3 separate regions of the Homo sapiens genome follow, and all the other regions are linked to region 3. The links are chromatin contacts, found by Hi-C or POLR2A ChIA-PET in ENCODE. All regions are on one chromosome and are shown on one strand. Each heading gives the region's core, a stretch centred on a gene start or an enhancer-like site at or near the end of the contact. The rest is flanking DNA. Distances are from core to core; before and after follow the strand shown. Region 1 overlaps TGFBR3 (transforming growth factor beta receptor 3). Region 2 overlaps TGFBR3 (transforming growth factor beta receptor 3). Region 3 has its middle 20 kb from the start of BRDT.

Evidence for each region. A loop is a pair of places that touch in the nucleus more often than their neighbours do. ChIA-PET counts read pairs that join two places held with the same protein, here RNA polymerase II (POLR2A). Pooled maps may share reads with other maps.
Region 1: a loop to region 3 is called in a pooled map, with 3 times the contacts of the local background. The contact joins two enhancer-like sites. A Hi-C loop is called at or near these places in 1 of 168 maps with a recorded cell type or tissue (endothelial cell of umbilical vein) and 6 of 50 pooled maps.
Region 2: a loop to region 3 is called in a pooled map, with 4 times the contacts of the local background. The contact joins two enhancer-like sites. A Hi-C loop is called at or near these places in 6 of 50 pooled maps. POLR2A ChIA-PET finds 5 or more read pairs at or near these places in 3 of 52 experiments (HCT116, Panc1 and endothelial cell of umbilical vein).

What each region holds. Positions count from the first base shown.
Region 1 is chr1:91,698,490-91,702,348 of GRCh38, reverse strand. The region is part of intron 14 of TGFBR3 (transforming growth factor beta receptor 3); the gene reads left to right. Among named protein-coding and RNA genes, the nearest start is that of TGFBR3, 190 kb to the left of the region's middle. Within about 2 kb of position 2,609, at least 5 of the 41 ENCODE cell types and tissues checked have a DNase peak (open chromatin) inside an H3K27ac peak, as active enhancers do.
Region 2 is chr1:91,749,607-91,753,132 of GRCh38, reverse strand. The region is part of intron 4 of TGFBR3 (transforming growth factor beta receptor 3); the gene reads left to right. Among named protein-coding and RNA genes, the nearest start is that of TGFBR3, 130 kb to the left of the region's middle. RefSeq lists an enhancer at 1-197. Within about 2 kb of position 1,671, at least 14 of the 41 ENCODE cell types and tissues checked have a DNase peak (open chromatin) inside an H3K27ac peak, as active enhancers do.
Region 3 is chr1:91,928,182-91,931,563 of GRCh38, reverse strand. No RefSeq gene overlaps it. Among named protein-coding and RNA genes, the nearest start is that of BRDT, 20 kb to the left of the region's middle. Within about 2 kb of position 2,128, at least 2 of the 41 ENCODE cell types and tissues checked have a DNase peak (open chromatin) inside an H3K27ac peak, as active enhancers do.

The DNA.
Region 1 (3,859 bases), core at 1,360-3,859, 230 kb after region 3:
AGGCTACTCTGAAAATGGTGTGAAGGTTGCATTGCTGGGGAAAGTACTCAAGAATAAAATATACGTGATATTTGTGGTTATTTATTCAAAAAAATATGGTAGGTGTATAGTGGACAAATTATCTTGTCTTTAAGGCCTTTACAGCCTAGTGCAAAGTTTCTCAATCTCAGTACAATCAGTGTTTGGGCTGGAATACCCTTTGTAGTTGGGGGGCTGCCTGTGTGTTACAGGATGTTAAGCAGTGTCCCTGGTCTCTACCCACTACATGCTAGTAGCAACACCCTCCCACCACCAGCCCAGTTGTAACCATTCAAAATGTCTCTAGACGTTTCCAAATGTCCCCTGGAATAAAAATCACCCACCACGTGAGACACACTGGTCTAGTGGCAGGATACAGATAAGTGAACAAGTAATTGCAATGAATATCATAAATATTGAAAGAATCCAGAAAAAGGGTTCAGTTACAGTGACGTTAAGTTAGTAAAAACTCTGTCTTAAATGGGGCCTGCACAAAGACCTCCTGAGTCTCCAGGAGGAATCTTCCTCTCCCCATTCTTCTCTTTGCCAAATGCCAATAGATGTGGGTACCAGTTGGACGTCTTGTTTCACTGTGGGCCCACTCCGTCCTATGGTGCCTAGTACCAAATTGAGCACTAAAGGCCAAAAGCTGTGGTCAGTTACTCATGCATAACCCCAGAAATATCCCGTTTATGAAAACCATGCTGAACAATCTGAAGAGGGGAATTTTGGTTCTAGAGGTAGACCAAAATTTGCTCAGCGTATATGAAAAGATTTAATTCAGAACATTGATTATAGTTTGTCCTTTCTGTAAAGAAATCTTTATTGTTACAGTTCTCTTTACAGCAATAGCTAAGATTCCTTTCTTATAATCTTAATCTTATCCTTAAACCAAAAGTAAATATTGTTGAGTCCACTCTTTTCCTCTCAGCATGCCAACTCGATGGTAGGGTTCCGGTGGAGATCAAGCCATTTTAGTTATACTCAGGGGTTCTTAGGGATTCGGGAAGAGAAAAGTTCGAGGATAGAATTCTTTAACCTCAGTTCTGCAGCTTCTGCTTGTTATTGTTTGTGCTCAGAAATCACGAAGAGACTTCACCCAGGGGAAATGAACAACAACTGTTTCTGTTTAGCTCTGTGAGAAGGCTCCTATTTGGGGTGGGGGTAAAGGATTAGATCATAACAGAAATCCATTAAGAATTTTAAAACAATGCCATCCATCACACAGGCCTTACTATAAAACTTAAACTCTTACATGGGAGGTCTCCTTAGGAGAGAGTCATAATTTTTCAACCGCTTGGGGATTCTGAGTGAGAAAGTTTAACCATGGGTGGTTGATTGGATGGAATTATTCCCAGAAGTGTGTATATTTCTTACATGATGCATCTTGTAGCAACCTTTAAATGCCTTTGAACTTAGTTCAGGGAATCAAATACTACGTCTTGAAAGGAGAAGTTTGTGGGTAGATACTCTTCCTTCATAGAGTTCTTGGGAGTTTAAAATGAGACAATATAAGTGAAGGCCGAAGGCTTTTTGTCTATTGCAAAACACCATACAAATGTACAAATGTAAGGCATCATTGTTGTTATTGGTGCCAATGAGGCTGATGGGACCCAGCTCCCAGGGTAGTGCATTCTGTAGTTAGCGTAATTAGTGTGTGTTCTGCATACTGAATTAGATTTTCTTAAAAACATACAATCATTTTTATTTTCTTAGTAATTGTATTTAAGTATACTTTTGCATATATCCTCATTCCAGGGCCACTATGTTGCACAACTCCAGGGGGCACCATTCAATTGTGGTGGCTCTGATTCATCCAGTAGCATTCCTTCCCCTAGAGCCAGACATTGATAACTCATGTGGCCAGAATGTTGACCCACCCATCGGAGATGGTTAATCCTGAGAATTTACAATTCTGTTTTCTTTTATCCTGTCTAGCTTCTTTATTTTTATAGACATCAATTCAGATGCTGCTTGTTTGGGTCACATTTTCCCAAGTTCTTTTTGCTTCCCTGTGAATTCAGACATAAGGTGTGTGTTCCTTCTGTGGTGAATGAAAATGGAGATGAAAAGAGAGGTGCTAAACATGTATCACTTTTAAACTCCAAAGAGTAGGGTCAAGGTCTGTAGCAGGACTCAGCACACTTTTTCTGTAAGGGACCAGATAGTGATTATTTTTTATTTGTGGCTCATACAATCCCTGTCTCAACAACTCAACGCTGCTGTTACAGCATGAAAGCAGCCATAGACAGTATGTAAATAAGCATAGCTGCATCCATATAAAACTTCATTTATGGAGTCAATTTGAATTTCATATAATTTTCACGTCATGAAATATCCTTTTTTGATTTTTAAAAAATCATTTCAAAATATAAAATTCATTCTTAGCTCATGGGCCATACAAAAATAGGTGGTGGACCATAATATCTCAACCGCTGGTCTCAGCCTCACTGCTGAGGATAATGAGTAGCTGTGCACAAATAGTTACTTCATCAGTGCTTCCCCAGCTAGGGACAGAGCTACGCTCACCAGTCATTTAGCCTGCTAGGCAGAACTCTGGAATTCTGATTCAACTTCTGCCCTGATGCTTTCCAGCTGTGACCTTGGGCTCTAGTCACACGATATCAGAGTCTCAGGCTGCTCATTTCCAAAACAGTGATACAAAATTTTTTTCTGCCTTCTTCATGGCACTGGTGCAAACTGCATATGAACGTCTTCATAGTCTGATTGCTGGTTTCCTCTGTGGCCTCCATTTGCAAAAAGTACATTAACATTTTAATCATCCTTCACCAAACATTTCTGGAAGACCTATTCTATGCCAGTCTGAGCCCTTGGGGATATACAGATGACTGAGAACTAGACCTTGCCCTCACAGCAAAAAAAAAAAAAAAAAAAAAAAGCAAAAGAAAGAGAAAAAGAGAGAGAGAACTAGGAGGTATTGTGGCCCAAGTGTAACAGAGGAGGGATGGAATGAGCAAGGGTGGGAGAGACTAGCTCTGCTGGGATGGAGATGGAACAGTGGGAGACTCAGCAAAGGTCCCCCAGAGAAAATGCCAACAAAGCAGGTCTGGGGAGGAGGGTGTCTTGGGATGGCTTGCAAAGCATGATGACAAAGAGCAGCATAGAGAATTTGGGAAGCTTAAATTACTAAGTATGGGGAGCCCACCATGGGTGAAGGACTCCATCAGGAAAGGAGGCTGGAGAGAGAGGATAGAGAAGGGAGGGAGAACTTTGTGTGCCATGTTAAAGAGTGTGGATTTTTTTCCCTATAAAGGAAGGAGAGTCATCAAGGGGTTTAGTCAGGGTTATAACATGATCAGCTCTGGGCTCTAGAATATTCACTCTGGGGGCAAATGTGGAGGAGGAAATAATTGGGGGGAGGGTAGTGGTGGAGATAAGGGGGCCTCTGTGATAATCCTGATGAGCAATGAAGGGGAGTTAAACTATAGGATAATAGCACTAAGGCTAGGAGAACAAAGATACTTTTAGAAAATGTGTATATTAAATTAAAAGAATATTTTGAAGGCTGGGCGCAGTGGCTCGCGCCTATAGTCCCTCGGCCTTTGGGAGGTCGAGGCAGATGGATGGATTGCTTGAGCCCATGAGTTAGAGACCAGCCAGGGCAATGTGGTGAAATCCTGTCTTTACAAGAAATATAAAAATTAGCTGGTGTGGTGGCACATGCTTGTAGTTCCAGCTACTCGGGAGGCTAAAATGGAAGGATTGCCTGGGAGGCGGAGGCTGCAGTGAGCTGAGGGCGCCACTGCCCTCCAGCCTGAGCAACAAAGTGAGACCCTCAAAAAAAAAAAAAAAAAAAGAATATTTTGAAAGCAGAATAATA
Region 2 (3,526 bases), core at 422-2,921, 180 kb after region 3:
TTTATAGGCGCGAGCCACAGTGCTGGGCAGGGACTAGGTTTTTAAATGTATCTTTTTACTTTATTCCATGTACCTGATTTTTTTTTCTTTTTTTCTTTTTTTTTTTGAGAGAGGGTCTGGCTCTGTAGCCCAAGCTAGAGTTCAGTGGCATGATCTCGGCTCACTGTAACCTCTGCTGCCTGGGCTCAAACCATCCTCTCACCTCAGCCTCCCGAGTAGCTGGGATTACAGGCATGTACCCCCACACCCAGCTAATTTTTGACTTTTTTTTTTGTAAAGATGGGGTTTCACTTTGTTGCCCAGGCTGGTCTTAAACTCTTGGGCTGAAGCCGTCCACCTGCCTTGGCCTCCCAAAGTACTGGGATTACAGGTGTGAGCCACTATGCCCGGCCTCTAATTTTTTTTTTTTAATCTTGCTTTATTTGTATTCCAAACTTGAGCATTCTCTCCTGCAAGGTCTGTAGACTTGGAGCCCTAGGACAAGCAGACGTTTTCAAGATGAGACCCTAGTGCCTGGCTTTTAATAACCTAAAATACCTAGTCCAGAGGCCTTGGCCAGCTTACTTATGTCAGGCTTAGTCACTTTGCATGCTCATAAGGAAAAAAGGGTATCTAAGATTAGAAGTTTCAAGAAATAAGCAGCTTCTTCCAACCTCATTCACTCTCGATATTACTGTGCTGTGATCTATTTTTTTCTAGCCATTTATCATTAAAATCAGAGAGCAAATGTATGTGAATGTGTGTATGTTTGAGTGGGGGATGGGGCATAGAAGGGGATTTTGGTCTTTGAGGTACAATTGCTGGAGCTGGCATATAAAAATAGAGGATGCCCAATTAAAGTTGAATTTCAGATAAATAACAAATCATTTTGTTAGTGTGCCCATGTAGTATATGGGACATAACATATACTGAAAAAGTATTCATTGTTTACCTGAAATTCAACTTTAACTGGGTGTCCTGTACTTTATTGGGCAGCTCTACTCGGAGGTAATTCAGGTTTTTGTTTCCAGTTAACACCCTGGCCTGGGTGTTAGGAGGCCTGAGTACTAGTCTTGGCTCTGCCACTAACTAGTTATATACATCATCGGGAAAAAAAATCACTTAACTACTCAGACCTCGTTTCCTCATTTCTAAAATGAGGGGATCGTACTAGCTCATCTCTAAAGTTCCTCCCAGCTTTTAAACTCTGTGATTCTTTGATAGTACGACTGCTAGATGTTATATCCCAATTTAATTTGGAACAGAAACTGGCAAATTGAGCATTGCCTCTTCAGCAAATCCAAGTAAATATCAAGGCAGGGCAGTTGCAATAAATGACAGAAACTAAACTCTATGCTATTAGCTTTGGATTAAAAACAAATCAAAACTTAATCCTAATGAAAAATGTAAATTAATAAATTTAAAACCAGTTTTGTATTTTCAAGAAGCGGGGAGGGATGGGTGAAGAAGCTGGAGCTGCCAACATCTAGTTTATTCCTTTTACTTAAACTAGAGGCATTAAAAAAAAAAAGGTCCAAATATTTTGGGCCTCTGCCACCAAACCACAGGCAGTTCTCTGGTCTGCACTGGAGTTTGGATGACTGACAAGACTCAGTGAAAAACAAGTGCTATTTGTTTTCCTGTGCCTAGTATTTAACTGGAAATCAGAAGGCTAAATTTCCAATCAGTTGCTAAATAGCCCCAGATGTGTGCTCAGTGCAGCACTAGGAAGGGACACGCACAGCCCATACCACCGTGCATGTCCAGCTGTTACCTTTTCATGAAGCCAAGTGATGTGTAACTGAGGGTTGTAGTGTCTGTCCAAAAACGCCCTAAGAATAACTCAGACATTCAAGTTTGCTTGTGGAGAAGGGAACTTTTTTTAAAAAAAATTCTGTATTCTATTGTGTTACATTTAAAAATCTGGAAATAATTTTTTTCTTTGCTAATTTCCTTCTTTCCCTTCTTTGGCAGTTCCCCCACCCCCATGTTTAGAAAAAAACACAGAATTAGCATACCGGGTATGATGGTTTATGTATGTGCTTGTTCATTCATCCAACACACAGTTTTTAGTGCCTGACTGTGAACTGTGCTAGCTGTGGAGGATCTAGGGAAAACTGGGGTGAATTGCCTGTCGTCAGGGAGCTTCCCATTGTGTGGGAGAGCTGATTGAAAAATTGGGAATTGCAGTTTAGTGTGCTAAGTACTATTACGCTAAATAATAGTGAAAATTGGAGAAGATGAGAATAGTAGAAATTGGAGAAAATGAGAATTCTCTTCTTCCAAATGCAATCAAGGCAGCTTCCTGCATGAGGTTGGCTCTGGAGAACAGCATGTGGCAAATGGGTCAAGGTTGCAGACACAAACACAGCTCTTGGCTCGGCCAGAAGCATTACCCCTGTATTCCAGGGACCCGGATATACCAGTTTGTGTTTTGCAGTGAGGTCTTTCCCCAGATAAATTCTCTCTTGAAGGGAGATTAAATAACTAAATGTTTCAAGATTGCTGGTGGTTCTTCTTCTTTTTTTAAATGTCTCTTGTGGAATGACTCATTGTGTCCTGTGGGATATTCCAAGTGGTTGTGTACCATGCATTTTTATTCCGGAGTCTGCTCATCTGTTGGTTTTGTGGCTTGTCCTTAAGGGCCTTAATTATATGGGTCTTGATCCTCTCATGAACTAGGGTCAGTCAACTACCCTAGTTCAAACAAGTCATTCCTGTTTCCTAGGAATAGGAGTTTTTGGCCCTATTGTGGCCATTGAGCTCTTCCTAAATGTCACTATGGCAATTAGAACATTGGAAAGAGCCCAGTTTCAACTGGTAAACCTGGTCCAGAAGGGGTTTTTGAAAGACTCCCTGGGATTTATTCTAACTTGCTAGGTTAAGGCTGGTGAATGTTGTGAGTGAGTGAATGGCCCGTGGCCCCTGGGAGATTTGCCTGGGTGTATTTTTCCTGAGGAAGACCTACTGTCCAGGAGGGTTCACGCAAGTGTAGACTTTTCCTGGCTCTGGCTGGACTTGCGTCATGTCTGTGTGCAGGCATGGGTTGCAGCCCTGTGAAGGCTTTGCTTTCATTCAACAAATTGAGGTCAAATAAACTCACTTTCACTGAGGAGGCAAGGTTGGTGTTTCTTCGTGTGGAGTCCCATAACGTCTTTTAAGGCTTTATTGTCTAAGGCTAATCTGGTAATCAGATGCATCTGCCCTTCCCAAGTGTTGGGCAATTGTATCAAATGTCACATCTCTGGTGCCCTTTGTTGACGTGGTGGCCAGCCTCCAGAGAGCTGTTCGGTAGAAAAAGTGACTGTTTTGTTAAGGAAGGTTGCAGAATATTTTATTTCCATGTAATAGGAGGGGAAAGAAACCCCAACTGTCTACCAGGAGACTCTGGGAGGCTGACTTGAAGGCTGTGGCTGTGCCTTGTTCCGCTCATAAATTATAGACAGTGATGCCTTTGGTAAGGGTTCTCCACAGGTGACCTACACTCTCCATCTCAGAAAGCAACTCCAGGATGGTCCAACTCCTTCCTGGACACAGGTTGTTGGGT
Region 3 (3,382 bases), core at 879-3,378:
TTTGTATTTTTGTATTTTTGTATTTTTAGTATTTTTAGTAAAGATGGTGTTTCACCATGTTGGCTAGGCTGGTCTTGAGCTCCTGACCTCAGATGATCCCACCCACCTCGGCCTCCCAAAGTGCTGGGATTACAGACATGAGTGCCCAGCTAAAACATTTTTTTTTTAAAACCTGGATGTAGTGGCACACGCCTGTAGTCCCAGCTACTTGGGAGGCTGAGGCATGAGGACTGCTTGAACCCTGGAGTTCAAGGTTGTAGTGAGCTGTTACTGAGCCAGCCTGGGTGACAGACAGAATGAGAATCTGTTTCAAAAAACAAAACAAGGCCTGGCACCGTGGCTCACACCTATAGGCTGAGGCAGGTGGATCACCTGAGGTCAGGAGTTCGAGACTGGCCTGGCCAACATGGTGAAACCCCTGTCTCTACTAATAATACAAAAAAATTAGCTGGGCGTGGTGGCGCATGCCTGTAATCTCAGCTACTTGGGAGGCTGAGGCAGGAGAATCGCTTGAACCTGGGAGGCGGAGGTTGCAGTGAGCTAAGATTGTGCCACTGCACTCCAGCCTGGGCAACAAGAGTGAAACTCCGTCTCAAAAAACAAACAAACAAATAAAACAAAACAAAATAACAAAACAAAATTAAGAATTTCTGTTTGTCAATAGACATCTTTCTAAATGCAATGTATTATCATCCTGTGTTGGATCCTGGAACAGAAAAAAGACCATGTTTTCCCCCTGCCTCAGTGATAATAACAGGGTAGGCCAACTTCTCTCTTGGTCCATAGGAAAAGGGGGTATTCCTTTCTCTGTCTGTTCTCTGTAGTAATCTTTTTTTTTCCATAAAATCTTTCAGAAAAGATCTAGTAATTTTAGTAATACTTGAAGATTGACGGGAAACATACATTAACAATTTCTTTGTAGAACAAAAGTGATAGAAAACCTCAATTATCTGACATAAAAAAGGTGACACATCTTCATATCCCCAAATAGTTGCATCTTTTATTAGCCAGTACTATCCATGTAGGAGTCATATCTGACAAAAAAGTATAACTTTTAAAGACTAAAAACCAAGTCCAAAGCATATCAGTTTACACGCTCCTCCCCCACCACCACCAAATAAAAGACAAATGATTGTACCATCATTATTAGGAAAGATGGAATGATACCTTTCCATCACCCCACTCCCCTGTGCATGATTTCTCACTGGATGACTCTTCCTGTGCCCCTCCCCATCTCAGAATAGTCTGAATTCTGTCTGCTCTCTACGTGCCTCTTGCTCAGGTTTACAGGGTCAGGATTTCTTACCCTTGCCAAGCATTGGGCCCACTTAATTTGTCCTCAAGATACTGGTCAGTTACTCTCCTGTGGCCTAGCTACTTCTTTCCATCTTGCTGACCACCTAATTCCTAGATCTGCATCCTGCTTCTAGCCCATCATGATGATCTGTGTTCTCTTCATGGTCCCATGAGGCTCACTTCCAACCCTGCTTTGCAATTTTGAGAATTCCATAGGTCCACTGTCATTTTCCTGGTGGTGATGTGCAAAAGCAATGGACTAAAAACCCAAGGATCAGCCAGGTGCAGTGGCTCACGCCTGCAATCCCAACACTTTGGGAGGCTGAGGTGGGTGGATCACCTGAGGTCAGGAGTTGGAGACCAGCCTGGCCAACATGGTGAAACCCAGTCTCTACTAAAAATACAAAAAAGTATCTGGGCGTGGTGGCAGGCACCTGTAATTCCAGCTACTCGGGAGGCTGAGACCAGAGAATTGCTTGAACTGGGAGACAGAGGTTGCAGTGAGCCGAGACCACGCCGTTGCACTCCAGCCTGGGAAACAAGAGGGAAACTCCATCTCAGAAAACACAAAACAAAACAAAACAAAACAAAAACTCAGCGGTCTTTGTTCTAGGACCAGCTCTGTCACTAACCAGTGAAATCTTGATTGATCTGATTTTCCTCTTTTGTGAAACAGGAAACCTGGATTCAATCATCTCCAATTTTTCTTCCCCTTTAAAATTCTCTGAGTCTCTAATCCCAAGTATGGCCTCTTGACTCCTGGTCTTTCTTGGCTTTTGGCCCAGACCAAGATCACTGTTCCTGGACCCCAGCCCTGCCCTGTTTTCCCTGCCTCCATTCCTGCCTGACCCTGCATTCTTCTGCAGCCCGGCATTAGCATAGCTCCTCCTGCCAAATGCCACTGCCTTGTCTCCAGCTCTCCTTCAGAATTTGTACGTTTCCTTATGATATTATTTTATATGCATATGTTTTATCTCCTCAGTTGAATTATAGGTGACTTTAAAGCAGGAGCCCTGTCTTGTAACCTGCCTTTTCAGGTTACCTGCATATAGTGGACATTCAGGAAGTATTTATTTCTTCATTGAAGAGTGTCTTGAGAATTTATGTACTATTGTGAAAGCTTTCTTTTTTTCAGAGACAATCCTAAGTAAAAATAGCTTTGGTTTGCCTGATATAACTTGTTTCTCTCTCTCTCTCTCTCTCTTTTTTTTTTCATTTCTTTTCTTGGTTGTTTGTTTTGTTTTTGAGACAGTGTTGCCCAAGCTGGAGTGCAGTGGCGTGATCACAGCTCACTGCTGCCTCCATCTCCTGGGCTCAAGCGATCCTTCTGCCTCAGCCTCTCGAGTAGCTGGGACTACAGGTGTGTACCACCACACTCGGCTAATTTTTTTTATTTTTAATAGAGATGAGTCCTTACTATGTTGCACAGGCTGGTCTCATACTCCTGGGCTTAAGCAAACCTCCCGCCGTGGCCTCCCAAAGTGTTGGGATTATAGGCGTGAGCCACCATGTCCAGCCTGATGTAACTTGTTTCAGTGTAAAGATGCCATGCATTCTTTCTCTATAACCCTGAGTTCTCTTAAAAGAGCTGTTTTTATAAATATTTTGAACAATTTTATATTCTTATGGTAACCATTTCTCACCAGGCATTCTATTAAACTTGTCTCTCAGGTTATTTGGTATTATCTTTTGTTTGTGAGAGAGTTACCCAGGATTATAGGTCACTCCACTACTTAAAATCACACTGTGACTCCCATCTCACCTAGAAATCCCAATGCCAAGTCTGAAGTCCTAACCATGGCTACACCAAGCTGGCATCCCCACCACCTCTCTGACCTCGTCCCCTAAAACCCGCCTACTCACTCTGCTCCACTGGCTTCCTTGCTGCTTCCTTGCTGTTTTTCAATCACATCAAATATTTCCCAGCATCAGGAATTTGCCCCTTCTGTTTCCCCAGCCTGAAATACTCTCCCTGCACCCAGGCCTTCCCTGACAGCCCTGTCTGAAGTGGAGCACACATGGCCTTGCCAGTCACACTCGATTCCCCCTGCTCAACTCCATTTCTCTTCATTAAATTCATCATCAA